2 separate regions of the Mus musculus genome follow, and region 2 is linked to region 1. The links are chromatin loops, found by intact Hi-C in ENCODE. Cell type or tissue: heart. All regions are shown on one strand. Each heading gives the region's core, and the rest is flanking DNA. Links, peaks and the distances in the headings are about the cores only.

Region 1 (15,527 bases), core at 4,623-12,622:
CCATGGTAACACGCTGAGTTGTACAGATTGGGGGTTGGCGGAGCATCTCTTTTGATTTTCAGTTTCAAAGGTACTCAGTCCTTGCTCTCTGGCTCTGCGCCTGTGGTGAGGTGGAACAGCAAGGTAGAAGGGAGTGCGGGACAAAGCTGCTTACCTCGTGGCGCCCCGGAAGCAGAGGGATACGGAGGGAGTGACTGAGATAGGGTGTACCCTCAAGGGCACGCCATCAGTGATCTGTTTACTCCAACTGGATCCCACATTCTAGTTCCTGCCAATTTCCAAGACAACCTTTATTCTTTGCCTCTGGGTCCAGTCACTTCTTGCACAGCACGTTGCCCTAGTCACCTAGCCGGTATTCCCACAACTCCATTTGCCTTCTTTCAAGTAATTATCCACGGAGCAGTTGGCATGGTCTCTTCGGACAAAAATGCCCCCAGCATCCCTATCCTTAAAACAGAAACTGGGACTTCTGCGTCCATATGTACTGAGGTAGGGGCTGATAAGACTAGATATGCTTTTCAAAGTTCATAATTTTTATCTTTCAACAGCTTGGCACCATCAGGAGGCTAATGTCCCAAGCTCCTAGCTCAGTCTTCGCCCCACCTCCTCCCGTTGGAGCAGGCTGCATCCTGATGACATTTGCACAAGCATTTCCTCTGATAGAGGCCTTCCACTTCCTTTCCCTAACTCAAGGTGGAAGAAAGAGGCTTCCTTGCGAGAGATGCCTGACTGTTTGGTCCTGTGTATGAAACCTGGGGCCTTGTGTATAGAAGCAAGCGCTCCCCTGCTGAGCCACATCCTCAGCTTAAAAGTTTTTGTGTTCCAGCGCTGTGCGTTGATGTACCCCAGCCCGAGTCACAGGGCGTCACAGGTACTTTCTGAATCAGTGAACGAACATCCTCGTTGGCTGAGGGAATTAAGTGATCTGAAGCTTGGTGTGGTGTTGAATATTTTGTTCTCTCCTTGCTGCTGTCTTACCTGGGGTTATCATTGCTGCAATGAAACACCGTGACCACAACCATCCTGGGGAGGGAGGGGTTGATTTTACTCACAGTCCCATGTAACAGTTCATCATCAAAAGCAGTGAGGGCAGGAATCCAAGCAGGGTGGGAGGCAGGAGCGGATGCAGAGGCTGTGGAGGGTGCTGCTTATTGGCTTGCTCCTCATGGCTTGCTCAACCTGTTTTTTTGTAGAACCCAGGACCACAAGCCCAGGGATGGAACTGCCCACAATGGGCTGGGCCGGCTCACATAATCACTAATTAAGAAAATGCCCTGCTTTCTTGCCTGTATAGCTCAATCTTTGTTTGTTTGTTTGTTTGTTTTTTAAGACGGGTTTCTCTGTGTAGCCCTGGCTGTCCTGGAACTCACTCTGTAGACCAGGCTGGCCTCGAACTCAGAGATGCACCTGCCTCTGCCTTCCAAGTGCTGGGATTAAAGGCGTGTGCCACCACTGCCTGGCCTGATGAGTCTGTTGCTTTTGTGTACATGATGTCAGGGATAACCACTCAGGGACCCCTTCCTGGGAAAGTGAATCCTCCCTCTCTCCACAGTCACTTGAAGGCGGTTGTCTTTTGCTTAGGGGTAGGACCCTGTGAAAATGTCCCCACTCATTTGGTCTTTCATTGTCCGGGTCTTGTTTAGGGAGCCATATTGTCACTGTTGAGGTTTCATGGGTACGGGGGTCCCAGCAGTCCCAGCAGACTTGCAGATCTTCCGGCTCTTTCAAATTGGCCACCACCTCTTCCTTAATATCTCCTGGGCCCGGGTGCAGGAGCCGTGCTGTGGCTGTCCTCATTGTGCCTGGGAATTCTGGTGATCTCTGTATTTTGACTAGTTGTAGTTTTCTGAGGTGGTCTCTGTCTGCTGCAAAAGACAAGTTTCCTTGGTGAGGGGTGAGAGGCACACTTTCATTTTTCTCTGTAGTAGAAACGTACTTATCTTCTTCTGACATAAATACAAAGTGAAGGAAGCCATTCTTGGGTGAGAGCAGTGCGGCTGGATCCCCAGTACACACACCCACATCCCCTGTACACACACCCACATCCCCTGTACACACACCCACATTGCCGCCCCCCTCCCCCTACACACACTGGCATCCCCTCGCTCAGAGGGCGTCTTTTCCAACTCAACTTTTCAAAGCTGAACTCACAGTGTCATAGATTTTTAATCTTGAAAAATTTTTTATTCTTAAGAAGTAAAGAAAATTTTCTGTTTGATGGGACTTTAAAAAAATTCTGGGTTTTTTTTGTTTGTTTGTTTGTTTTAAGTTAAACTTTCAGATTAGCACACAAAGGTTTCATTTTGGCAGTGTGTACACCAGTGGCTTTCTGGTTTGCACTCCGTGTTCCCTTCCCCACGGGTCTCACTGGATCCCCAGCCTGGCCCTGGCTGGTCCCCTCCCCAACTAGCTGGTCCCCTCCCTTTCTTTTTCTATCACTTGGATTCCATTACTCTTTCTTTTCCTCCCGTTTCCTTGAGAAGTTGATTGTCAGAGAATCATTTCTTGGTAGTTGAATCTGAACCTTTGTAACTTCATAATTGGATTTTTTTTTTTTTTTTTAGTGTCCTGGTTCTCAGACAGGTAGTTGGCAGACAAGATCATGTCTCTCAGATAGCTACTCCAGTCAGAGTCTGAAGTCTGAAGTGATTGTTTGTGGGTTTATGTGTATCTCTCTCTCTCTCTGTCTCTCTCTCTGCGTCTTTCTCTCTGTCTCTGTCTCTCTCTGTGCACCTGGTACTCTTTTTTTTTTTTCCTTTCAGTATAACCTTGGCTATCTTGGAACTCATTATGTGCCCCAGACTGGCCTAGAACTTGCAGACCTTCATTTCTGCCTCTTGAGTGCTAGGATTAAAGGCAAATGCCACCATCGGTTTGTATTTGGTACTCCTAAACGAGGACTTTTGAGTTCATACTTAATGAGGTAGGGAATAAGGCTAGTTTTTTTTTTTTTACATGTTAATAATATCTTTATCTTTCAATGAGCCTACTCATTCATCGAGTTGTCATGTTTAATACAGGAGTGGTTAGGCATCGCAGTGTTTTGGAGAACTTCAGAGAGAGAGAGAGAGAGAGAGAGAGAGAGAGAGAGTAAACATTTGCAGGGTGTGGTGGCCACTGCTTGTAGTCCTGAAAGCCCAGGACTAGGGGTAGCCTTGGTTTCATAGTGACAATTGAAAAGCAAAACACAAAACAAACAAGCAAACAATAAATAGCAGTGCTCTGACATAGTAGGTTTTTGAAGAATGAATGTGAAACAAGGCATAACTAGATTTTCTGTTCTTCTTGATAAATTTAACCATGGCACTAAAGTGGGCATTTTTGGTTATAATAATCATAATAGCCATCACCATCTGTATAGCAAATGACAGTAATAATAATGTACAGCAAACTAAGTCTGCATTTCTCAGCCTACGTACAGTTTGGTTGGGCACCTGTCGCTCGGGGCGTTTTAATCAAGCCATCACCTCAGCCTGACTGGGGCTGACAAGAGCTCTGAGCTCACCATGGCTGTTGAGAAATTTTAGATCTATTGTCCAAGTCTCTCACTCAGGCCTCCCACAGCGCTGCTCCAGGACACAGCAGCTGGCTCCTCTCTTGGCCAAGAGAGAGCACGGGACAGGGCCCCAAGCAGAAGGGGCCCTTCTTCTATAATCTAATTTTGGAAATGACATCACCTCTGCCATATTCTATTCATAGGAAGTGGCTCTCTTTATCTAGCACATGCGCAAGGTTGGTGAGCACAAGAGAGCACGGACGCCAGAAGGGAGACTCTGAGCTCATGCACACACACACACACACACACACACACACACACACACACATGCTTGACACCCAAACACAATTAGTTAGGGGCTGAACTGTGTTCCCCAAACTTACACGTTGAAGTTGCAACACTCCCTCTACTCAAGTGTTTTAGAATGTAACTGTGACTGGATTTGGAGTCCTGATCAAGGTGACTAAGTTAAGCAAGGTGTTTAGAGTAAAGAAATGTGGACAGCAGTGGAAGGGATGAGGAGGCATTGGCTCCCATTGGCTGGTGCACGAGGAAAGACAAAGGGAGCCATCTATCTGCAAACACATTTCAGTGGGTGAAGCCCCACCCCCTCCAGTCTAGCGTTTTGCTATGGCATCATTAGTAAACTGCTGTACGCGTGTATATATAATATTTTAAAGATAGAATCTTGCCTTTTTTACTAACTTTTCTTTTTTTTTTATTTAAAAGGTTTATTTATTATTATTATATATAAGTACATTGTAGGTGTCTTCAGACACACCAGAAGAGGGTGTCAGATCTCAATACAGATGGTTGTGAGCCACCATGTGGTTGCTGGGATTTGAACTCAGGACCTTCGGAAGAACAGTCAGTGCTCTTACCCGCTGAGCTATCTCTCCTGCCCCCTTTTACTAACTTTTCATTTAGCATGTATCATAGTGTCTTCGTACACACATATCTTATCCTTTGCCTACTTCTCCTTTTCTCCCCTGAAATTCCAGGCACAGTGTTCCTTCAGCTGGGACTGGGGCCCTTCCTTCCCCTCTCAGGGAATCTGGAAAGATGTTAGAATCGAAGCCTATAACATTGCTCATCTGGATTACCTCACGTTTTTGCCAGTATATGGTAAGTCAAGATTTGCGATTTCTTGAAAAAAAATTTTTGAGTCTTCTTTTTATTACAAAAAGTCTGTTTATAATTTGAAATATAAGTATATTCTTCAGGATCTTCTTAAAATAATGCAGAATAGCCAATTTATAAAAGTCTGAAATACATGCAAATGGTTTGTCATGAAAACTTACAGCATAAACCAGGCCTGTAGATAGATACCTGCTAAAGTATTTATTTTGGGGGGAGGGAGGGAACCCAACAGGAAAGGAAGGAAAGAAGGGGCGTCAGGCAGGAATGGTGCATGCCTTTAATCCCAGCACTTGGGAGGCAGAGGCAAGCGGATTTCTGAGTTCGAGCCCAGCCTGGTTTACCGAGTGAGTTCCAGGACAGCCAGGGCTATACAGAGAAACCCTGTCTCGAAAAACCAAAAAGAAAGAAAGGAAGAAAGAAAGAGAGAGGGAAAGAAAGAAAGAAAGAAAGAAAGAAAGAAAGAAAGAAAGAAAGGAAGGAAGGAAGGAAGGAAGGAAGGAAGAAAGAAAGAAAGGTTGATTTCCTTTCACTCATGCTCCCTCCCCCCGCCCCCCACCTCACACCTGAGACAGCCTCCCACCCCAGCTACCCTACCCCAGCTCCCTCCTCACCCCATGCCGGGTAGCACCACTCTCTGTCAGAGCAGTTTCCACTGTCAGTTTCCTTTCACACTGATTTTTTTTCTTAATGTCTTATTGATAATGTATATTTATTTGTTTCTAAATGTATTTTATGTGAGTATGTATACGGTGTATGAATGAATATCTGTGCAGAGGCCAGAGAGGACCTCTGAGTCTCCTGGTTTACCATTCTCTACCCTATTTCCTTGAGATGGTGTCTCTCAGTGAAACTGGAGCTATGCAGGGAGCCAGCAAGCTCCAGCCACCCTCCTGTCTCCACCCTGCCCCCCAGCACTGGGGTTACTCACAGCCAGCTTTTGACATAGGTGCTAGGGCCTGAGCTCAGGTCCTCCTGGTTTTGCTCGCCCAGCGAGCCATCTCTCCAGCCTGCCTTTGGACTCACTGAGCTGAGCAGGGCTGTTGGTCTCTGTTTAGTGTTTAAGCCATGTCCACCAACTAAGAGGCTCTCTCCACTCTTGCCCTGTCCACACACAGATGCTTGCCTCAGCCCCGGGCTCCTCCTTCGTTCTAGATGACCTGCCTAGGAGTGGAGAAATAGGCTGTCCTCTCAGCCTGACTGTGGCCTGCCCAGCGTACAGCTGCCCTTTACTAACAGCTTCACTTGGGAAATGTAAAAACAGACAGGAGCCGGGCGTGGTGGCGCATGCCTTTAATCCCAGCACTCAGGAGGCAGAGACAGGTGGATTTCTGAGTTCGAGGCCAGCCTGGTCTACAGAGTGAGTTCCAGGACAGCCAGGGCTACACAGAGAAACCCTGTCTTGAAAAAACAAAAAACAAAAAAAACCCCAAAAAACAAAAAGAACAAAAAACCAGACAAGAATTTGTCGGTCCTGCTGAGTGTCTTATTGGCAGTTGTTGATGTTATCTGTCTATTCCCTTAGTTTCTATTTTTTGTTCACTTTTGAATTATTTTTCCCTTAAAATGCCAGTGTCCTCCCTTGTCCTTATTTTGAGTGGATTCTGCCCCGAGGTGTTTTGCTTTCAGTACAATTTTGAGGATTTCCTCTAAATTGGCAAGGAGTTCTGGTTGTTGAGTCAGGTCACAGGGCTGTGTTAGTCAGCCGCGAGCCTGCCTGCCTGGCCAGTTTAGCTGGCAGCTTCCTGAAAATCAGCTGCTTGCATCTGTCCTGTAATTCTGATGGGAGTCTGGGAAAATGCAGGGTGTTGGAGTTGACACATTCCGTGATTCAGAGGTCACAGAGACCTGTCCTCCACCTTCTTTAAATGCACAGGACCACAGTTCCCTCTGGCCTCTCGGTTTCTAGTAATGATTCAGGAGGTCAGAGCTCGGGAGGCTGCCCGTGAGGGGGCCATCGGGAGAAAGTCACTCCAGGCAGCTAGCTGCCTTTGAACAGCCTTCTCTGCCCATGAGATGAACCACCCTCCTCTTACACAAGCAATGGTCACGGATTGCAGACCATCCCATGCCTACCTGACCGTTCCCAGCTCCTTGTTGTTTCTTAAACCCTCTCTCACTGGGGCACAGACGTGGAGGCCAGAAGACAGCCCCGGGTGTCTGTCCTGGTTTTCCGTTCTGTTAGTCTCCATTTTGTTGGGTTGTACGTCAGGATATCGAGCCTTGAGCTGCTGAGGAGTTTCCCGCCTCCATCTTCAGTCTCACTGAAAGGTGAGGTTACAGACTTGTTCTACAGCACCCAGCTTCACAGAACTCCGGGAAAATTCCAACTCGGGTCCTCACACTTGGGTGGCAAGTATGTTGCCCATTATCACATCAGCCCCATCTGATGCTCATGTACAGGCCAAGTATACCAGGTTGCCATTGAACTCACAGAGACCTGCCTGCCTCTGCCTCGTGAGTGCTGGGATTAAAGGTCCATATCATCAAGCTTCTGTTTCTCTCTTTAAGATTTTTAAAAATGCATATATATGTGTGTCTGCATAAGTCTGTGTACATCATGCGTGTACTGGCTGGTTTTGTGTGTCAACTTGACACGAGCTGGAGTTATCACAGAGAAAGGAGCCTCCCTTGAGGAAACGCCTCCATGAGATCCAGGGGGAGGAGGGCCCAGCTCCTTGTGGCTGGTGCCATCCCTGGGCTGGTGGTCCTGGTTACTGTAAGAAAGCAGACTGTGCAAGCCAAGGGAAGCAAGCCAGTAAGCAGCACTTGCCTCCATGGCCTCTGCATCAGCTCCTGCCCCCCAAGTTCCTGCCCTGTGTGAATTCCTGTCCTGATTTCCTTTGATGGTGAGCATCGGTGTAGAAGTGTAAGCTGAATAAACCCTTTCCTCTCCAGCTTGCTTCTGGGTCATGATATTTTGTCCAGCAATAGAAACCCTGACTAAGACAACACATGTGCAAGTGGGTATCATGAAAGCCAGCCTCCTAGAACTGGAATTATAGAAATCTTGAGCCACTTGATGTGAGTGCTAGGACCCACACCAGGTCCTCTAGAATAGTAGTCAGTACTCTTAACAACACAGCCATCTCTCCAGCCCTTATGACAGCTTCTTTTCTTTCACAGTCAGATGAATAAAGCTCTTTCTCTCTCTAAAAAATACATTTTATTCATTCATTTGATGGATGTGTGTGCGCACATGTGTGCACACGTGTGTGCACGCAGGCATTTGTGGGTCAGGGGAATCAGCTGTGAGAATTGATTCCCTCCTATCATGTGGGGTCTGAGGATAGACCCCAGGTCAGCAGGTTATGTGGCAGTTCTTCTACCTGCTGAGCTAACTCTTTTTTCTTTCCTGTCAGGCCACATCCTGATAGAGACATGGACTCTATTACAATATAAAAGCTGGGAATCTTTGGAGAATTTCTGCCCTCCCCCCCCACCCCCCTGCTTTTGCTTTTTTTTTTTTTTTTTTTTTGAGGCAGGGTTTCTTCTTGTAGCCCTGGCTGTCCTGGAACTCCTTTCTCTCTGTAGACCAGGCTGGCCTTCAACTCACAGAGATCTGAGTGCCTCTGCCTCCTGAGTGCTGGGATCACTATGTACAGCTAGACCCCTGTACATGGATGGAGAAGTTCTTGAACCTCCATGCTGGAGAAACCCAGGGCTTCACACACACACACACACACACACACACACACACACACACACACACACACACACACAAACACGCACAGGGCAAGCACTCTTCCGCTTAGCTACAGTCTCCACTTTTCCTTAGAGAATTTTTTTCAGTCAAATGTGTGGCCCACATACTAGGGACTCTTCGACCCTTTGGATAGGTATGTCTGCTTAGTGTTACTATGCCTTTCCATCCAAGCCAGATGCAAGAGTTCTCCTCTCCGCTCCGCTCTCCTCCCCTTTCTTCCCCTCCCCTCCCTTCTATTTCCTTCCCCTTCCTTCCTTCTCTTTCCTCCCTTCTCTTTCCTTCCCTCCTTCCTTTCAAGAACCTGCATGAGAGTGCACGAGCCAGCCTTGGGAAAACCCTAGCATGAGTCATTGTTTGGAACCACAGTCTGCCTTCCTCTGGATCACCTTCCTGGTTGAGGTCATAAGACTAAAATAAGCTGCAGCCCCTCCTTCACGGGCACAGGACACCAGTGAGGAAGGCGGCTTCAGGCCAAGGTTGACCTCACAGAGAGGGAAGGCCAGCCTTGCCTGTCCACCTACCTGTTCCTTCAAGTGTCCAAAGTTTCTTATCTGGGCCTAGGGTGTAAGAATGAGGGAGGGCACCAGGCTTAGTCAGGTTGGGAGGGGCAGGAGCCGTACAGGATTCTGGGATGCTTGCTTCCCTTCTGTTCTCGCCTCCCAGAACTACTTTCAAAATTATCTTGCATGCGAGAGAGAGAGAGAGAGAGAGAGAGAGAGAGAGAGAGAGAGAGAGATGAAGATTGTGGGGTTATGAAGGGGCTGGTGACTTGTAGATTCCCGAAGAGATCCACTGGGAAGCTGTGCTCTAGACACAGCTCCCAGCGGTACACAAGAGAGAGGACAGCAGACAGCTTTAAACACTATTCTGGTGATAACATAAAAAGTCACTGGCTACTTAAGGTTTTGCAAACTCCCGAGTTGCTTAATTTTCCATGTGCTACTACAAATCTGTATACAATGCACAATTCTGGTTGTTTCGAACGAGGATCGTTTCCTCCGGATGTGTCATCCCCATGCAGTCTCCATTTCCCACCTCCCCATCCCTCCCCTGCTCCCTGCTGTGGGGCGCCCTCACTGCTTAGCCCCTCCCCCCAGCCCCTGCTGTGGGGCGCCCTCACTGCTTAGCCCCTCCCCCCAGCCCCTGCTGTGGTGCTCACTGCTTAGCCACTGCTCAGTTCTCATTTTGCACGACTTCTGAGGTGTGCATGAATGATGCGCCTGTTGTTTTCTTCCTCTGTGCTGTAGATAACGCTTCTCAGGCCTGGAATATTGAAATAGAGGCTTCTTTTGATGTCGCCAGCTCGAAGTCCGTTAGTGGTCAGGTGACAGTAGCCATCCCTCAACTGAAAACACAGCAGACAAACGACATTGAACTTCAACAAGAGCAAAGGATTGTTAAACTACTGGTCAAAATTAGGAAGGTGAGTGACCTCACTTCCTGGGAGGTGCTAGATGCATGCATTTGCTGTTCAAGGGAAGAAATGGCGGAGTGGGAGTGCCTAGCAACTTTCTCCCTGTATTTTCCAAAAGTCGTTTTCTCACTATTTTTTATTTTTAAGAGTTTCATTTAGATTATTTTTTAAAGACAAGATTGCACACTGTAACACAAAATTAAGCTCACAATGCAGCCCAGGGTGGCTTCTTTTTGTTTGTTTGTTTGTTTGTTTGATATAGGGTCTTACATTGTAGCCCAGGCTGGCCAAGAGCTGCCTGTCGCTCAGGCTGCTCTTCATCTTGCCTGTGGCTCTCTTGAGCGATGAAATTTCATATTTACAGGTGTGTACCACCACACACGGCATTTTTGCCTTTATTTTTAACTTTTCATATATTCTGTGTATTAACCAATGGTTGTTTTTTTCACATGTGAGATTAATATAATGGAAAATATGTGGTTAATTTGCCAGTTTGTCTTCTAAGGAGTCAGGTACGTCTTTGGTTTTTTTCCCTGTTACTCACAGTGCCCTAGCCTCTAACTGGTTCTACGTTTCAGGGTTCAGCGTGGATCCCTTCCGTTCTTTTCGCTTGCTCTGAGTATTGGCATTTATTCCTTCTGTAAAGCTCTAAACCTGGACTGAACCTGGACTGAGGTTCCCTCATGGTTAGGTGGGTGGGGCAGGTTTTAGCTTTCGTTGTTTTATGAACCTGGTTAGTGATGATGAACTGGAGACTGACAGCAACTTAGAAGGAAGCAAGACTCCTCCATAAGAGCTCTGTCTTGGGCTTAGAGCAACAGTCAACGTCCAAGTCCAACTGTAGAGACTAGAGACTAGACACTCCTGGAGAGGTAGAGCAGGCAACAGCTGGGTTTCCACAGCGTGGTGTTCTGCTGTGGAAATCTGCTATGCTCCCAGCATCTTGCTTTAAATATATCAGTGGAGGGGCTGGGAAGAGAGCGCAGTCAGTAGAGTCCTTCCCTAGTATGCATGAGGTCCTGAGTTTGATGCCCGGCACCACATAACTGTAGCCCTAGGATTCTGGAGGTGGAGGCAGGAGGACCAGAAGTTTATGGTTGTCCTCTGCCACACAAAGAGTTTGAAGTCAACCTGGGCTACAGGAGACCCTGACTTAAAATAAGCAAACAAATGAATATATACATTTTTAAAGCAGCGATTCTGTGGCTAAGCTTTGGCATAGTGTGGGTGCGAGACTCGTACGGCTTTCAGGACACAGTTTGTGCTTCAGCGTTGAGAATTTCATATAAAGCTCCAGGTCGCACTGTTTTTCTTAACATGTGTCTGAACATTACTTAGAATGACTTATTTCTTAAAAGGACGTTGCTGTGGAGACCTGGTGGCCTCGTGGACATGGGAACCAGACTGGGTACAACATGACAATTCTCTTTGCTCTGGATGGAGGCTTAAAAATTGAGAAAGCAGCCAAGGTGAGTGAATAAACTATTTTGTGAAAAAGGAGATTATTCCTTGATAACATAGCTACATTGACATTTGAAAGAGAAGTAGTAATTAAGAACATTTACGATTCTACCACCTACAGTAATGAATAGCGGTCAAAGTTTCCGGGTGTGTCATTGTGGGTTCCTAAATGCATCAGGCTTCTATTTTGGCCATAGCTTCTTGTGCTTCACACCCTCTCTGTGTTTTCCTTCTTTCTTTCTTTTCTTTTCTTTTTTTTTTTTTTACAACTTTAAATCAGTTTATTGACACAGTAACACAACACACACTTGCCTCCCTGACACCCCCACACCCAGTGTAGATCTCTCTCCCTTTTCTCTTTAGAACAAGCTGTTTGGTGAAAGCAGTAAAAGGCAGGCCATTTCTGCAGTCCAGCCCTACCTCTCAGCTCTGCAGCGCAGGCACTGTTCTGAATCTGTTAAGGAGGCAGGCAGTACTGTGCTTGGCCAGCCAGAGGCATCCAGGCGCTAAGAACAGGCTCCCCCACAAACCCCAGGCCCTGAGTTTGGTATTCTTCCTCTCTGCTCTTGCAAGGAAAGAGATCCTGGGGCCTAGGCCACAGAGGCAAGAGCTCTGGTGGTAACTTGAGATGTAGTTTGGCTAGTTTCTTAAGGCCCAGGCACCCCCCAAAAAGCCCTGGTGTGGGGGAGTGAGTTTCAATGTCCCTATTTAAAATGCACTGGTAACATTAAACAGATTAAGCCAGCTTAACCAAATGCCAGAATAACACTAAACTGTAAAGAAAGCAAGGTCAGACCTGCTTACACCAGGCCAGACACAAAATGCCAGAAGCTCAAGGTGGAGTGTTGAAGACAACCCAAGGACACTGCCCAGGAGCTAAAGCCTATACTCAGGAGCCCCTGGATGACAAGAAGCAAAGAAAGAAAATACCTAAGTCTTCAAAACCAAAAGAAGAAAGCCCAACTCCAAGGAGACCTGAGCCTGACAGTCCTGCCCACCAGCCCTCCAGGCCTGTCCTGGGCCCGGCAGTCCCGCCCCTGCAGGCAATGTCCTCCCCTAGGGTAGATGGAGCACATCACAGCGCAGTTTAAAAAGCTTCTAATGCCAGTTCATAAACATCTTCATTTACTATTGGTGATTACATGTGAATAATATGCTTATACTGTTCTTTATGGAAAACAATTTCAACGAGTCAACTCCGAGAACACAATGGGCAACCCTCAACCTGAGCCCCTCAATGTCCTTCCCTAGACAGCCAGAGACCCTCTCCTCTGTCCCAAGGCTGCCTAACATCCCCTCTTCTCCCACTGTGGCTCTTAGGCAAAGCATCCTCTGTGACCATTAGTCCTCATCAGACAAGTTCTGGTCCAGGGGGTAAACCATAAACATCACATCTGGCCGAGAGGGGACACAGGGATGACCTGGACGCACAATCTCAAAGCCCAAGAAGCTGAACGTCTTCAGGAGTGGAGCTCTGTCTTCCCGGCTCTTCCTGAAGCAGATGAAGACGTAGTTCACTTTCATCTTCTCCTCAGCAAACTCTAGCAGTGTTAATAATCCTTCTTTGCTCCCATCAGCTAATAATCCATCTGGGATTTCTACAAACAGGCTCTCGCTGGACAGGACTGCATCCCAGGAAGAGACCTTCACCTGGGTGACCTCATACTGGAAGTGGACGATGTGAGGTTTCCCATCGTTCACGGGGAGGTCCTGGGTTACAGTGAGCTTCTCGTCCTTATATATTAGAGCTGAGAGAGAAGGATCCCTGCCGCCCCCTCGCCCACCGGGGATCTTCGACAGTGGGTGAGGGGCATCAGGAGCACCACAGAGGCCCTGGAACCATGTGCCTTGCAGCACTGGAGCTGGGTACAGTTACTCAACGGCAAAATACTACTGTCCTGGGTGTTTATCATCCTCGGTGGCTCTTCTCAGGGTGGGAGGAGGCGGCGCGGGGAGTGGGTAGGTGGACGAGTGGGTGGGTGTGGGGTCGCGCGCGCGGGCCGGTCTCTGTGGGCTAAGGGCCGAGTGCCCTCCTCTTGCCTCAGCGAGCGCCTGCCTCCAACTCGTTTTCCTTCTTTCTTAGTGCTAGGGTTTGAGCCAGGGCCTCAGACCACGTCTCGCCCTGAACGCCAAAGCCTTGGCCTTCTTCCATGTGCTCTTACATCATAGCTATGTAATTGTAAAGTGTACATACTGCTGGAAGGTCCTATGATCAGAAGGAACCCTGCCCTGCCCTTTCTCATTTTACTTATCAGGGCAGCAACAACAAAAATATCTTCTTTATTTTTTTATTTTTTAAAAAAGACTTATTAATTATTTATTATATGTAAGTACACTGTAGCTGTCTTCAGACACACCAGAAGAGGGTGTCACATCTCATTACAGATGGTTGTGAGCCACCATGTGGTTGCTGGGATTTGAACTCAGGACCTCTGGAAGAGCAGACAGTTCTCTTAACCTCTGAGCCATCTTTCTAGTCCCCCAAAATAACTTCTGCTTACTTCTTCAGCCATTTGTCTCCACTTTCCAAATTGACACACTTCTCCTGATTGCGTTATAATTCTTCGCTCCTGCCCACTTTGGGATTGAGCACTTAGAAGTGCAAAGAGCTAGCCAGGCGGTGGTGGCACATGGTGGTGGCGGTGCACGCCTTTAATCCCAGCACTTGGGAGGCAGAGGCAGGCGGATTTCTGAGTTCAAGGCCAGCCTGGTCTACAAAGTGAGTTCCATGACAGCTAGGGCTACACAGAGAAACCCTGTCTCAAAAAAAAAAAAAAAAAAAAAAAAAACAAAACCAAAAAAAAAAAAAAAAAATAGAAGTGCAAAGAGCTGCCCTTTCTTACTTCTTAGCTCTATGGGTTAAGTCACCCCTTCCAGTGCCATTTCTTTATGTTAAGAAGGGGCCATTGGAATGGCATAACTCGATTCTAGCCTATCACAGCCACAGTGTATATGTCACAGTGATACCAATCCTTTCCTACAGTTTTCCTTCCCCTGACCTGGACCTTCGGTGTCTGTGGTTGATAGAGGGCGCCCTGTGGTGTCACCTCTCACAACAGGTCTCACCTCTCCTCTTGCCCAGGTGGCATCCTGAGTGTGGGACACACCCTTTGCTCCTTTTGTTTAACTGTGCTACCCATTTCTACAAGAGGAAGCATGTTTGTGTGTGTGCACACATACACAGCATGTTTGAGGACGACTCTTGGACTTTTTTTCCCCTCACCCTCTTGGCAGTGGGGATGCGTTCTCCCACATGCTGGCTTATTGAGTGTGGTCTTCATAAAAATGTGAGAAGTCATGAGTCACCCAAGCTCACTGCAGAGCAAAAGAGCTTCTGTTTGTGGTACACCGTTTCTTTTCACTTAGACTCACTGTGGCTGTACTGTTGTTTACTCTGCATGAAGAGGCCAGCCTTTGAGGAGAGCGATGACATGTCGCTCCCTCATGTGTAGACGTGGCGTGTACCCTCTCTCGGTGGCTTCTGTGGAGCACGTGATTGTGGGTGCTTATTCATTCAGTTGCCTCTTGGGGTGCTATTGTGTTTTGGCTGCTATGTTCATGATTATACGCTATGCTCATTTCTTTCTGAGGCCTTGGTAATGCTAATAATTTGGTTGGGAGGTGACTTCATGAAGCAAGCAAGCACTTATAATAATGGTTGATGAGCATGCTAGAGAAATAGAGAACTTTGGAAGCAAGCCAGGCATGGTGGCAGATGTCTGTCATCTCAGCCCTTGAGAGGCTGAGGCAAAGGGGTCAGAGTTTGAGGCCAGCCTGGGCTATCTAGTATGACCTCTCCCCCAATCTGTAAAGGAAACACAGAAACAGAACTACATAAGCATTTGAACTGGATTAGGAACATGGAAATCAGCAAAATATTGATAATTGTAGGTGTGCTAGGGGAAGACACAAAGAGGACAGAACCCTGAGGAATTATAATAAATAAGGATGTGGAAGAGAAAAGTCTGTAGATAAATCTACACAAGGAATGGCCAGAAGTAGAGTCACTTGGTAGAGGTGTGCGGAGCCCGAGGAAGGGTACTCTAGGAGCAGACAGTGCTCACAAGCATCAGCCATTGCAGAGGTGCTCCTGATGGAGAGACACTGAGAAGGGTCCTGAGGGTTGGCCGTGAGGAGGTCACTGGCTGCTTGGACCAGAATGGAAACCAAACTGCCAGAGTTCTTCTAGCCGTGACTGCAGTTAAGATGATGGCTATGGCAACTACTACCACTGCCGGGTCCGACTTTACCACAGTGTAATAGTGACCACCTGTGGATCAGGAGATTGTCCACATATTGGCATCTGAGCAAAT
Region 2 (15,527 bases), core at 3,860-11,859, 49 kb before region 1:
GGTAAAATAGAAATATTTTCCTTGCCTTTATAATATTAGTAATTCTTTAATTTTATTTTTTAAATAGCTTATTTGTTTGTTTACAGGTACAACAGAATATCTCGGGAATGGACTCAGAAGTATGCCATGTGATGCTACCTTACAGTCAGAATAACCTGCATTATAGCTGGAATAAACTTTAAATTACTGTTCCTTTTTTGATTTTCTTATCCGGCTGCTCCCCTATCAGACCTCATCTTTTTTAATTTTATTTTTTGTTTACCTCCCTCCATTCATTCACATGCTCATCTGAGAAGACTTAAGTTCTTCCAGCTTTGGACAATAACTGCTTTTAGAAACTGTAAAGTAGTTACACGAGAACAGTTGCCCAAGATTCAGAAATTTTTTTAAAAACTGGAGCATGTGTATTATGTGGCCAATGTCTTCACTCTAACTTGGTTATGAGACTAAACCAATCCTCACTGCTCTAACATGCTGAAGAAGCCATCTGAGGGGGAGGGAGATGGATGCTCAGCTGTCACATCAAAGGAAGCAGCATTATTCTAGCAGCATCCGTTCTTGTTTAAACCTTCCACTGTTAGAGGTTTGAGGTTACATGATATACTTTATGCTCATAACTGATGTGGCTGGAGAATTGGTATTGAATTATAGCATCAGCAGAACAGAAAATGTGATGTATTTTATGCATGTCAATAAAGGAATGACCTGTTCTTGTTCTACAGAGAATGGAAATTGGAAGTCAAACACCCTTTGTATTCCAAAATAGGGTCTCAAAACATTTTGTAATTTTCATTTAAATTGTTAGGAGGCTTGGAGCTATTAGTTAATCTATCTTCCAATACTGTTTAATATAGCACTGAATAAATGATGCGAGTTGTCAATGGATGAGTGATCAACTAATAGCTCTCCTAGTAATTGATTTATTTTTCTTCAATAAAGTTGCATAAACCAATGAGTTAGCTGCCTGGATTAATCAGTATGGGAAACAATCCTTTGTAAATGCAAAGCTGTTTTTGTATATACTGTTGGGATTTGCTTCATTGTTTGACATCAAATGATGATGTAAAGTTCAAAAGAGTGAATATATTGCCATGTTCAGTTAAAATGCACAGTCTGTTACAGGTTGACACATTGCTTGACCTGATTTATGCAGAATTAATAAGCTATTCAAATAGTGTAGCTTTAATACGCTGCACATGATTCTGGCAGCCCTAGAGTTCATAAATGGACTTGGGACTCAGCAGTTTTGAAACGTGTATATGGAGTTTAAGAAATTTATTTTCCAGGTGCATCCCCTTCTAACTAAAATTTTCTTCATCTTGTACACTTAACAGCTGAAAAAGATATATATATATATAAAACTTGGGAGTAATAATGGGTCAAAATTTACAAAATAAAGTACTGTTTTGGTGTGGGAGTTGTCATGAGGCTGTGTTGAAGTGACTTAACTGTGGGATATTGACTATCCATTGAGATGGATTTGTTCAGCCATTTACATTAATGAGCATTTAAATGCAACAGATCATTTCGGGTGACTTAACATGAATGAATAAAAAAGTCAATGCTATTGGATTGTTTGACAAGTGCTATCTGTGCCACTAAATCTTATGTAGTAATAAGGGCATTACCATTTTTCACCCAAGTTCTGAACCTGTAGTTTGACACCTTTTTCTAGCTTTGATTTCTCCATTGCTTTCTTAGTCTTGTATTTGATTTCTAGCACATGTGATGTTCACTTCCATATTTTGCACTGCTTATATTTACGTGCAATCTTATTCCTTGTCCGCACACAGATGTGGAAAGCTAGAAATAAATGTAAAAGCTTAATTTTTTATAAACATTTAAATATGTAATTTGGACATGATTTGTTACTTAAGGTTCTTTAAACTGGAAGTGAAGTGCATGCCTTCTGAAGATGTTCTGGCTTTATTCTGTAATAAGTATTTACATTGGAAAATACCAATTTCGCTATACAGTTTTTTTTCCACACACCCATTTTACCTTTTGCTTAAATTGTGGGTTCTTCAGGGTTAATGTCACGCTAATTAATAAAACTTTTGGGTTCAAATCAAGTGTTCCCACAAGGGTAAGAACAGTATTCTTTGACTCTTAAAAAGTCCTTTCTGAGACCTGTACTCAAAACAGCTTTATTAGGCCTGTGTCGTGAAAGCCAGATATGACAAACATTTTTACAAAGCAGTGGATCTCTAGTTGGCTTTCAAATTCCTCCCATCTACCACCTTTGGTATTTACAGAGATGACGTCCTTAAACCATTGTCAGAATTAATGGGTATGTCCAGTTCTCTTTATCTTTGACTTGATGCTTTATACAACATTTCATATGTCGCTTCTAAGGGAATAAGCCATAGAGGCTTCTCCAGGTTTAAGAGAACAGAGTACCTGGAAAACCAACATTCTGAATGTATAGACACTGGACTGGACTTGAGGTCACCTATGATGAGGTTTTTAAAAGAATCTAAGAATTTGCTCTCTACCCTTCCCAGTAGTGTGTGGCATCACTAGTGCTGGGTATAGGACTAAAGTGAGTATTAGGTTGAATATTGTTGTAGAGTATTTGTGTGTCCTATACCTCTTAATGCATAAATTCCTAAATTTAAACATGTCTTTAGAGTCCAGTTGGCCTGTCAATGGTGAATTTCCTTTTGATTTTTTCTTGGGCAGGTTTGCAATGTGATAATCAGATTTTTTTTTAACTGATTATAGATTGTTTCCTTGTGTGGGTGTACTCACATTTAAAAGTATGAACCACGGTTAACTAGTGGTCTCAGGGGTAGTGAAACACTCACTTTTTATTTACTGGGTTAGTTGAAGTATTCTTAAGACACTGATCATGCTGTGTTCGTGATTTGGGGGGTGGGTAATACTAAAATTAGTCATGTTTTGTGTTCACATAACAAAACTGTTCAATGACTGTTGGTTACACTTTTAAGTGAATTTGTCTCCTATTTTATGAGGAACCCAATGCAAGTCACTAAATGTCTTAATAGTGACATCTGCATAAGACTTGTAATAGCTAAAGTTAATTGAGCTTAAAGGAATTGTTACCATTAAAGTCTGTGTTTAAACACACTTTGGTCTTACTCAGTAATTCCAGCTACCATGAAGTCTGCACTTGAATTTAATACCGTATGTGAATATAGCATTGAAGCAGGTGTCATAAACTGGTGTAAGGAGAATTAAGTATGGTGGTTTTCAAAGTTACTCAGAGCCATGGTCATTTTTGATCATTTAGAACACAAGCCAGTGGGTCCTGCTCCAACTGTCTGATTGAAAAACTGAAATGTGGAGCCTAGTAGCTTGTAAAGACCAACAAATGATTGAAAAGTTTGTGACTGGCTATATATACTTGGAACTGTAGAGGTTCTCACAGTATAAGTTGAGGTTTGAAGAATGCTAGTGTTCTGAGTTAATTGTAAAGCACATAGTAAAATAGTTTGCCCAGTATAGTGAGAAAAATCAGTGGTAAAATTTGGAAATGGCTTTTGGCAGCAGCAAATGTTCTAAAGTGCAGTGTTTCTTAGACAAGGAAAATGGGAGTCTGGCCACCATATGTCCTGTTTCTTGCTACTTGGACTTTAGCTTTGTTTTTAAGGGCATTCTTTGATTCTCAGACACCGTTTCTGCCAGTTTTTTATTCAATTTTTTTGTTCTAATTTATAATTTACCACAATCAGATTGGACTGTGTCACATAAAAACAAGTACATTCTATGCCCTTGCTGCTTTGGCTGTTCACTTGGGTTCCTGTTGTCATATACCTGGCTGTCTAAATTCTCTGGAGTCAAAACTGCCTCTTAGGCCTCAAATGTAAGTACTCGTTGCACTGATCCAAAAACAGCCATCTTGACTTCCTTTCTAATCAATTATTATTCTAAGTTCTGCCATAAACCATTCTAACAATGTGATATAAAGTGCTATTTCAAAATTTTGAATTGTAGTCTCACATGCATAGTTTTGACTAATGGTGTGCCATGCCATGGTTTTTGTTGATTTGAGACAGCCTGGAGTTCACTTAATGTAGACCAGGCTGACCTCAAACTCTGTGACATACCTGCCCCTTCCTATGCTTAAAGGTATACACCACCATGCTCATTCTAGTCGTGGTTCTTCAGTAGCATCTGTAGTATCACATAAATTTTAACGTGTATCTCTCTGTCCCACCTCCATCACTATTCTGGTTGAGTTCACCTTGGTCCTGCAGACACATAGTTGGCTTCCTCTATGTGTAGACAGATGGTAGTTTTACACCACATGCTATGTGGCTTTTTTCCCTTATGGTATATCTCTAATGTCAGAGTGGCATTTCTTGAGCATTTTATCAACTACGGAATGCATTGGGGTTACTGCCCTGTGTGTAATGCATACTTAATGTTGGTTAGGGTCCATTCTGGAATGGACCCTAACCAACATTCTGGAGGGCAGGTTTTGTCTACCTTTGTATTGAGTGCTTTGGATATTTTTAGGTAGTTTTATACACAGATGACAGTTTATGGTTACAATCTTTTAATTTCTACAATAGGGCTTATTCTCATCCCCCGTTTTTTATTCTGAGTATGTATGTGTACAAAGCAAACATAACTTCATTTTAACTGTTCTTTTGCATGAGTCTTGCTTGGGTATTGTTACAAGATGTAAAGCATCTTCGGTGTTTTCTTAGCGTTAAGGTTTTTAATTTCAGGTCATTGGCAGTGAGATGATATCCATAAATACAAGATAAACAATAGCATAAGTCTATTTAGGTTCATTTCACAACTTTTGGGAAAGTTTGCCCTAATCTCAAGCCGAATTTCCTCAGCAGTTTTTAAAGCAGTTGGCAAGTGAAGCCAATTTTTAAGAGAAACAGCACAGGCTGAATTGATGATTACCTGCTGAGTCGTGGTAGGAAAGTTCCCGCCCGGGTTCCTGTGGTGCTGTCTGAGAAAGAAGTGGTCTAGAGTAACCTGTAAGAGTAGAAAACTGAACAGTAGACCAAAGTTTATAAAGCAACTACTTGCTGGTTGTGTGGACTGCTGTATGCAGTGCATGTTGCACAGAACCAGTGTGAGGTACAAAGTGACTCACTCAGGAGGGCACTCTGCCAAAAACACCCAGGTTTCTTGCAGGCTTGGCTCTGGACTGCTTGCTTTTGGTTGCTGTGTTTTTGTAAAAGTTTACGATTGATCTTGTTTGTAGCCCCCATACTTACTTGGGGGATTCTGACTCAGTTTGAGTCTCAGCTCTAGAGTACTGTAAATGAAATCACAGCATAGACTACTTTTTATTAGTAGTACAAATAATTACAAACTTGACAATTTTGTAAAACATTTTGAGACTGTCATCTGAAAGAAATGACTCCGTTGTGCACACTTGTAAATCTTAGCAGTTGGGAGGCAGAGGTGGGACCGTCACAAATTTGAAGCCAGCTTTGTTTACATAGCAAGATCCCTCGGGGCTCTAGGAGCATTCTGGAGCCCACACAAAATTTAAAACAAAGATCAAGCAACCATGATGATCGCTCTCAAGCACCAACTTTGAGGACTTCTGGCTTCAGTGACTACTTGTCCAAGTACGGCATTTACACATCCACATAAGAAATTCTAATTTGAAATGGGAAGATGTTAAACTTTCTAACTGACATGAGAACTTTGAAGAGAATTCACATACCACCTAGTTAATGTTATAGGATACAAAAAGTGTAACAAGTGAAACGTTAGGAATTACAATGACTTCAAAAAATATTTGAGAATAAGTTATCAAAGGTGTGCAAAAGTTGCACACTGAAAATGAAAATTTATGCTTTAAAGGTGGAACTCTTGTGTTTGTGTATTAAATTTATAGTGTTGAGGTAATATGCTTAAAGCAATTTAGACTCAGTATTATTTCTGTCAAAGGCAGAAGATTCAAACTTGAGTTTTCACGACTCAGCAGAAGCTACTACACTAACCAAAATGGTTTATTGGAGGGAAAAAGCATAGGTCTTGAAATAGAAATGAGGAACCATGCATTTCTGGTCAATCCACATTATATAGCAAAACTGTGCACATTTGGATCTAAGATCCAAAAACATAAAGGATTTGTAAAAAAAAGAAAAGAAAAGAAAAGTACAGATAGCCAGCAGTCATGAAAAGACTGAACATTATCAGTGAAGTGGCAATAAAATCACAATGAGGTATTACTTTGTACTGATTAGGGTAGTTGTGGGGTTGGAAAGCCTCACCAGTTAAGAACTCTTGACTGCTCTTGGAGGGGAAGCAGGTTTGATTCCCTGCACCACACAACAGGCTATATAACTAGTCCCAAGAGATCTCATGCCTTCTGGAATCAAACCCTAATTCTATGTGGCACACAAACAGGCAGGAAAACATTCACACACAATTTTTTGTTTTTCAAGACAAGGTATCTCTCTGTAGTAGACCTGGCTGTCCTGGAACTCACTCTGTAGACCAGGCTGGACTTGAACTCAGAAATCTGCTTGCCTCTGCCTCCCAAGTGCTGGGATTAAGGCATGCACCACCACTGCCCAACAACATTTATTTATTTATTTATTTATTTATTTATTTATTTATTTATTTATTTATTTATTTTTAAGTAGAGAATAGTGCTGCAGATTTGGAGACCAAAAACTTGGGCTTTTCTCATAGGAACTTAACAGGTTCGATGCCTGTGAAAGGGGTTTGGTGATTTCTCAATAACAGGCCCAGGATACAGCTTAAGTTGCACAGCTCTTGCCTCATATTAGGAATCTCTAGATACGTATACAAGGGTAATGAAACAAGCATTTAAGTCCATAGGAATTAATGTTCATATGTGCATTTGTCATAACTTGAAAGACAGAAACATGAACAAATTTGAGTTTTATATTTTTAATAATTTCTTAGTTATACATACTAGAATGTGTGTAAAATTTAAAATCATTAAGAAAACTAAACATAAAGACACCATATTATATGAACAATCAGAATAGTTAAATCTACAAAAATTGCATGCTGATGTGTGCTCAGCACCAAGAAAGAGCGGGAAGTGATTGCCTACTGAGAACAGGAGTCTCCTTTGTGCATAATGAAAATGTCCTAAGTAATGGCTATGGAACATTTTGAATACACTAAAATATAACCTGTATAATCTTAAGTGGTTACGTGTATATCAATCTCACTTTTAAAATGTATCAGCGCAAAGGATAGATAAACAATATTATTTTAGTTTCCAGGTTCTGTTATGAATTCTTTACATATGACATCTGAAAACTTCATTTTAAAAATATTTTAATTTTTGTGTATGAATATTTGCATATCAGGTATATGTTCCACACATGTGCCTGATGTCAGAAAAGAGCATCAGCTCTCCCTTGGAACTGGAAATAGGATGACTGTGAGCCCACCACATGGGTGCTTAGAGCTGAGCCCAGGTCTTCTGTGAGAGCAACAAATGCTCTTAACCACTGAGCCATCTCTCCAGCCCTGTAAGTCAACTTAAAATCTAGTCACTTGTCCGATGATTATGATATGATTGTATCACTGACCCTATATTTTGAAAGTAAACGCTTGAGAAAAAAGAGGCTAATACTCATTGAATGGCAGAAATTAAGATATAAACAGAGATATTCATCTTCTATAATCTTACCACCTAACCATTATGATATGTATGAAGAACTTAAACTATAACCAGAGGGCTAGGGAGATCAGTCAAGTGTTTGCCATCTGAGTTCAATTCCCAGCACACATGTAAGGGGCTGGAACACGCTTGTAATCTCAGTGCTAGGGAACTGGAGACTGTTGAGTGGGTCCCTGGAACTTGCTAACCATAAGTCAGCAAGTCCCAAGGTCCCTTTCTTAATAAAGAAGTGGCTCCTGAGAGTGAACACCACCTAAGGCTGTCTTTTGGCCTGCTGACACGCATGCATGTGTGCATTTGCATACACGTGCCTCTACACACATGCACAGTCATCGACATTCTCAAGACAAATATAGAAATAATGAGCAAAATGCAAGTATAATGCTAATAAAAACTACAAACTAAAAACTACAGGTTAAAACTAACTACCGGTTAAAAAATTGAATAATTAGTCTTAGAAAATAAGTTTAATGGCCTGTTAAGCATAGTTCACTAAGGCATGAGAATGTCAATATATAAAGAAGGAATTCTGACTATAGTACAAGAAATGAAGAAAAGCGTTAAGGAACGTGAAGATATAAATAATGGTTCTTCCACCTTTTTATTTTGAGACAGGATCTCTCTATGTGGCCTTGGCTATCCTGAAACTCACTATGTAGATCAGGCTAGCCCTTGAACTCAGAGAGTGCTGGCTTGAGTTCAGTTTCCTGCCTGCAGCCAACAATATCTTCCAAGATATTTTATTTACATAGTCCAATATAATTAGGAGTACCAAATTCCTTTAAGAGCTTGTTTGTTAAAGTTGGTGTGTAAGGTTAGACTTCCTCAAAGAATATAGGAGGGCTGGAGAGATGGCTCAGCGTTTAAGAGCACAGACTGCTCTTCCAGATGTCCTGAGTTCAATTCCCAGCAACCACATAGTGACTCACAACCATCTGTAATGGGATCTGACGCCCTCTTTGGGTGAGTCTGAAAAGAGCTACAGTGTGTTCACATACATAAATATATATATTGGAAAAAGACTGCAGGAACAGGATTCTCTAGAAATTTCTGGTGTGGGGCTGAGAGTTGGCTGGGGGAAGTCTGAAGCCAGCAAAAGTCTATGTAGGAACCCTTGTAGCCCTGGCTGTAGATACCCTTTCTGTACCGCTTTGACAAGTTTTTGCATGGCCTACACAGAGCTGCTTGTTGCCTGGGCACCCAAAGTTCTAAAGCTATCTGTGAGCATCAATGTAATACATGCATACTGACTGTGCCCAAAGGATCTACAGGCTCTGCTCCCTCTGCAAGCTTCTGTGCAGGCTTAATGAGCCCCTTGGACTCCTGCAGCAGGCCTACATTGCCAGTTGTGATCAACTGCTCCCCTGCTTCTAATCTACCAGGGGCTCTGTCCCTGGTATAGGAACTCCAGACTTGTCCCGAGACCTACCTGGCTAAATGCATAGTTTTGTTTTTGTTTGTTTTGTTTTGTTTGCTACCTAACAGACTAGACTCAGCACCACTGAAGGAATCTGAGTCTCCATTTTCAAGTTTGCACACTTAGATACTTGGATACTCTTCTGCAGCCTGAGGACACATGCAATTTCCTTTTATTACCACATATTAGTTAATTTTTACATTATACTCCAAATGTAACCCACTGTGTGATTCTTTACTGATTGGACTTAGACTCTTAAAAAATGTGGGAATGAAGCAAAAAGACTTTTGAAATTTTAGAGAAAAGGGCACATTTTTTATTTTTTAAATAGAATTTACATAAAATACAGATTAAGTAAATCCACCTGAAGCTCAAAGAGAAAGGGGAAATTTTCAACACCTTGAGACATTGTGATGAATAGCAGAGAAAAAATGTAAAGCAAGTAGACAAAAACTAGTAAATTATCTAGAAAAAAAGACAGGGACATTCATTTGTGGGGCACGTGGAGTGTGCCACAAGAGGAATTGTCATGGAAATAGTGAAATGGGGCATGTTCAAACCCCAGAAATCTCAAAACTTAAGAATGGCAGGAGAGAACCAGCTCCCTCGCTGTTTCTGCACCTGCCTTTGGGTGAGCACATACCCCAGAGAACCCCAACCAGGTGGTCACAAGCAGTCATGCAGCACAGCACCTGGAATTCTTCCCTTTGCAAATGAGACATCTCAGGAGCCTTAGCCTTCAGCCCGTGACCTTTTCCTTCCCCGAACTATGTCCATGCTCTTCCCCAAAACTATAGAACTCTTGGTGCACCCTGAAAAACAGTGTATGTGTTCAAACCCACCCCCAATAAAAAATAAAAACAAGCTAAGATTGTCTCAGAGAGCTGCTTCATTAAGGATGGTCAGAGCAGACCTTCGACTAAAAGGACTTTAACACTAAGATCCTTGGAGAAGCACCCCACCCCACCCCCCGCCCCCAACACACACAGGCATACTTGCTCCCAACTGGACCTGGATCCTGCTTGTCCCGGACTCTGCTTCACTCTCACTGGCCTGGTGTACAGCGGCATCACACTCCCCAGAGGGAAGAGGTGGACTGTGGACCCCACCCATTCAGGACTTCAACCTGTCCTCTTGGAGCGAACGAATTGGCCTCTGGACATCCTGAGAAGAGAGGCGTTCCCTGGAACCATGTTCACTTAAGAGCAAAAGCAACAGATTTGGGGAAATAACTTAGTGAAGTAAAGGCACTACAAGTACGCAAATCCTAAATGAAGTAGAACTTTGTGTAATCAAAGTGAATTGAGGGCTGGAGAGACGGGTCAGCAGTTAAAACTCGGCTCTTCCAGAGGACACAGGTTCCGTCCCCAGCACCCACAAGCCAGCTAACAACCCTCTGTAACTTCAGTTTCAGGGTATTCTGGCTTCTGAACTCAGAGGATAATCCATGCATGTGGACGTACAGATGTGGGCAAAATACTCGTGTGTGTGTGTGTGTGTGTGTGTGTGTGTGTGTGTGTGTGTGTGTGCGTGTGTGTGTGTGTGTGTGTGTGTGTGTGTGTGTGTGTGTGTGTGTAACACTAGAAAAAGAACACAAATGGCTGAGGCTGATGTGCCACTGTGCCTCTGCCCCTCACCAATAATAAAGCTAGAAATATGAAATACTGTAAAGAATAGAAAGTGAGAAATTCAACACTAACTATGAAGCAATATTTTCTGGGATTAAATAAATTAAAAAAAAACCTTATCATGCAGCTCCATGCCTTTCATTTTTAAAAATGCTAGGACTGAACAAAAAGGTATGAACTGAGGAGAGGCATAAGATAGCAATTAGAGAGTTTTAAGACCATTTGGGAGTGGGCAAAAGTGATAATTTCTACAATCCAGTAAGGTAGGTAGGCATGTTCCAATGCACCATTGTGGAAACAACCAGATTTGCATTAGGCTGTGTGTTAGATCCCTAGCAATGGAGGGGAGAAAATATTAAGTAGTCCAGGGACAGATTCCACCTTCTTTGGGAATTTCAGGGAGTGAGTTTATGAAGGATGAACAACAGGGCAGATTCATCTCTAAAATAAAACCCTGGTTGCAGGAAAAGCCCGCAAATGGCAGCTAAGTGCATGGGTGAATGTCTACAAGGAACAGGATATTGACACAGGCTCAAACTATCACTCCATCCCCATTATGTGTTACTTACAAAGCAGGAGACTGCAGTTTCTCCTGGCAGGACCTACCTGAAACACATAGGCGAGGCTACACTGAGTGACACACATCTTCACAGCGTTCTGTAGTGAAGGGCAACTCATTTGTCCTTTCCACTCACACAGACACACACATTCAATCTACTTACGTAAACCGTAGAGAAGCCCAGCTGGAAGGACATTCTGCAAAAGAACTCCCGGCACTCCTCAAAAAATGTTGAGTTATAAACAGAAATCTCACAGATGGGAAGGAGATAGGAGCATGAGAACTAGAAGGGATACAAATTCTGGATTGACTATCCCCCCCCAACAATGTTGATGGAAAAATGAAAATCGAAGTGTAAAAGATTTGATTTATATCAGTATTAGCCTTTAGTTTTGATTATTCTTCTTGGGTTATATAATATGTAATAAACAAATCTGGCTGAATGACACAGAGGGATTTATTTGGTACCAGTTTTATGATGCTTCTATAAGTCCAAACACATCTGACAATAAAAAGCGTTCTCATAAAGAGGGAGGAAAGGAGGGTTGGAGGGGGGGGGGTGTTTGTGAGTCCAAGCACACCTCTATTTTCATGTGTATGCAGAGGACAGGGGACAACCTTTAGGAACTGAGTCTCCCTTTCCACTGACACATGACTTTCTTTACCCACTGAGTCATCTCCAGGCCTCCAAAAAACTTTTTTAACCTGAATGGAGAAAAAAAAATCAAAAAAAAAAAATACAAGCTGCATAATACCCAGATTCTCAGAAAAGAGAAATAGACAGGGGAGCGGAGAGAATCTCGATAAAATCAGGAAGTCTGTCTCTCTGGGTTTGGAGGGATGGTTTTGCAAGGCACAGAACTGCCTTGTATGTTCCCTGTTCACCACTTTAGACATTTCACTCCACACCCCTTTGCCTGACCCTCCAAGAAGCTGGCTATGAGCTGAAGATGGCTCTTCTGTAGCTCTAGCAAGCTCTTTCCTCCTGTTGCTCTATTGTTGCCTTCCTGTGATGGTTTGTCTATGCTTGGTCCTGGGAGTGGCACTGTTGGGAGGTGTGGCCTTGTGGGTATTGGCTTTGAGACCCTTTTCCTAGTTGCCTGGGAACAGGCATCCACTAGGAGCCTTGAGATGAAACTGTAGAACTCAAAGCTCCTCCTGCACCATACCTGCTTAAGATGTTGCCATGTTCCCACCTTGGTGATAATGGACTGAACCTCTGTTTTTGTTGGTGGTGTTTTTTGTTTATTTATTTTTGTTTATTTGTTTGTTTGGTTGGTTTTTTGTTTTTTTTTTTTTTGTTTTGGATTTTGGTTTTTCGAGACAGGGTTTCTCTGTATAGCCCTGGCTGTCCTGGAACTCACTTTGTAGACCAGGCTGTACTCAAACTCAAAAATCTACCTGCCTCTGCCTCCCGAGTGCTGGATTTAAAGGCATGTGCCACCACTGCCCAGCTCATGGTGTCTGTTAACAGCACTAAAACCCTAAGACAGACTCTTATACAACCATGTGCTTATTTTGCCAGCAAGAAGCCAGGGAACTAAGACCGTAAGTAACATCCCTCCATGGTCTCTGCATCAGCTCCTGCTTCCTGACCTGCTTGAGTTCCAGTCCTGACTTTCTTTGGTGATGAACAGCAATGTGGAAGTGTAAGCTGAATAAACCCTTTCCTCCCCACTTGCTTCTTGGTCATGATGTTTGTGCAGGAATAGAAACCCTGACCAATGGCGAGAGAGATGGCTCAGTGGGTAAGAGCAATAACCGATCTTCCAAAGGTCCTGAGTTCAAATCCCAGCAACCACACGGTGGCTCACAACCACCTGTAATGAGATCTGACACCGTCTTCTGGTGCGTCTGAAGACAGCTACAGTGTACTTACGTATCATAAATAAATAAATCTTTAAAAAGAAACCTGACTAAGCTTCTTCATATACTTTTTGATTGAGTACAATTCAACTAAGGTGTCCTGATAGATTTGCTTCTTCGTCATCATTTATTTTGCTCAGTGTCCTCTTAGCTTCATCTGTGATGGGATGCCTGACCTTGATTTAGGTGACATCCTCAGTCATTACGGCCTCAACATGTCGTGTGCTCCTGTCTGTCTTTTTCCCAAAGCATCACTACTTCCTGTCTCTTAGCACTTCCATAGCTGCCTCGCATCACTACTTCCTGTCTCTTAGCACTTCCATAGCTGCCTCTGCACTCTTGAATAGTCGGTCCGCTTCTTCTCAGTCTATTTGTCTTACTTTAATGTTTACTTTGGAAATTTTCTGTTGACATTTTCAAGCTCAGAAGTTTTTCCTCTTGGCCCATATTATACCTACTGAGTTAATTGTACTCAAAGGTAGCTTCTGTAGGTGGTGTGTGTGTGTGTGTGTGTGTGTGTGTGTGTGTGTGTGTGTGTGCATGTGTGTATCACCGTGCACATATGAAGGTTAGAGGAAAACCTTTGAGAATTGATTCTCACTGTCTATCCTATGGATCAGGGAATTAAATTCAGGTTGTCAGGCTTGGTGGCAAGCCCTCTTACCTACTGGCCCTTGACTTAAATCCAGTCACCTAGGAGACACAACCCTGCACAGTCTGAGAGGGTAGTTCCCAAGAAGTTTGAGGAGAAGATCACTCCAAATGCTAGTCCTGCCATCACAAGGGCCTGAAGTGCTTCACTGAATGGTGATGTTGGTGATGATGGTGGTGGTGGTGGTGATGGTGATGATGATAAAGGCAGACACCATGGAGCGCCAACACTGCTTGCTCCCTGCTTTAGAATTCTTTTTGTTTTGTTTAATTTTAAGTGTATGGGTGTTCCCCCCCACCCCCCCGCAGGTCTGTCTGTCTGTACTGTGTGTATGATTGGTGCCTGAAGAGAGAACTGATTGGATTGCCTGGAACAGAGCATTCTCGGGCAGTTTTGAGCCACTATATGCATGTTAGGAATTCAACCCATGCGTGTCCTCTGGAAGAAAAGTCCAGGCCCTTAACTGCTGAGTCATCTCTCTGATTTTTTTTTTTTTTTTTTTTGGTTTTTCAAGACAGGGTTTCTCTGTGTAGCCCTGGCTGTCCTGGAACTCACTTTGTAGACCAGGCTGGCCTCGAACTCAGAAGTCCACCTGCCTCTGCCTCCCGAGTGCTGGGATTAACTCTCACTGCTTTTTGATGTAAGGAGTCCCTGGCTCCAGCTCCTGCTGCTGTGGACCGTGCTGTCCCTTTTCCACAGTCAGCTGTACCCTCTTAAACTTGGGAGCTTCAAGTTGTTCCTTGTCAGATGTCTGGCCAAGACACCAAGAAAAGTCAGCACACCCACTCCTGACACTCCAGATCAGAAACCGGAATGATTTCTTTTCTTTAAATAAAAAAAAATTAATTTATTTTAAAAATTATTAAAATGTAAATTGTAATTATTCTTTAATACAACCTATTTATTTTTATTTCATGTGTATGGGTATTTTACCTGCATGTATTTGTGTACTGCATGTGTGTCTTGTGTGTGCAGGCTAGAAGAAGATGTGAGATCCCTGGAACTAGAGCTACAGATTGTTATGAGACACAAACAAAGTGGGTGCTGGGACTCTAACCTAACCCGGATCATCTGAAAGAGCAGGCAGTGCTCTTAGCCGCTGACCAATCTCTCCAGTCCTGTTTCTTTAGCGCATAGGTTTTGTAGATTCGGGTTTACTGTTGCTTGCTTGCTTCAGTGACATTGTGATAGAAGCCCAGGGCTTCCCAAGAGCTAGATGAGTGAGTATGCTAACAACAAGCCACATCCCTAGCACTCACTTCTCTCTTTATTTTGAGACAGGATCTTACTAAGTTGCCCAGGCTAGCTTTGAACTCACTCTACCACCAAAGTAGACCTTGTATTATGATCCTCCTCTCTTGCCCTCCTCCTCCCCTGTAGCTGAGATTACAGGTCCGCACCAATCAAAAGGGTATTTTTGTTTGTTTGCTTGTTCATTTCATTTTAAGGTAGCATCTCCAGATTTAGCTCAAGCTGTCCTGGAACTCATTATGTAGATCAGGTTGGCCTCGAACTCACAGAGATCCACTTGGTTCTGCCTCTGCCTCTGGAGTGCTGAGAATAAAGGCGTGTGGCTGCCTGGCTTGCTTGGGTCTTTTTATTACTGCTGTTGAGTTTTATTGTGCTATGTTCTGAGAATGCTGTTTTGCCATGCACTGTTGAGATGATGAACCTGATGAGATATAGAATTAAGGAAGAGAGAATCCACTGGGTATGTCTGAGAGGGAGGCTCTAGATTGGGTTAATTGAGATAGGAAGACCCACCAGAAGGGTGGGTCTCACCACTCCGTGGATGG

What was found. Peaks named below come from ENCODE experiments on the same cell type or tissue, not always from the same donor. Only the 100,000 strongest peaks of a DNase experiment are listed, where the experiment ranks them.
Region 2: it touches region 1 in a loop (2.0-fold over the local background); 3 of 42 quality-filtered maps call a loop at or near these places.

Annotation. Positions count from the first base shown.
Region 1 is chr3:135,513,406-135,528,932 of GRCm38, forward strand. Manba (mannosidase, beta A, lysosomal) reads left to right here. Exons shown (of 17, transcript NM_027288.3): 5 at 4,498-4,621; 6 at 9,587-9,762; 7 at 11,112-11,222. It also overlaps the pseudogene Oaz2-ps. Among named protein-coding and RNA genes, the nearest start is that of Manba, 36 kb to the left of the region's middle. In heart, for the core only: no CTCF peak of the experiment used is centred there; DNase peaks (open chromatin) are centred at 5,686, 6,576 and 8,786; H3K4me3 peaks cover 824 bases; H3K27ac peaks cover 4,361 bases.
Region 2 is chr3:135,465,109-135,480,635 of GRCm38, forward strand. Gm30992 (a long non-coding RNA gene) reads right to left here. Exons shown (of 3, transcript XR_376111.4): 3 at 6,627-11,260. Ube2d3 (ubiquitin-conjugating enzyme E2D 3) reads left to right here. Exons shown (of 7, transcript NM_001356597.1): 7 at 87-3,106. The coding sequence ends at 132. Among named protein-coding and RNA genes, the nearest start is that of Gm30992, 13 kb to the right of the region's middle. In heart, for the core only: no CTCF peak of the experiment used is centred there; no DNase peak of the experiment used is centred there.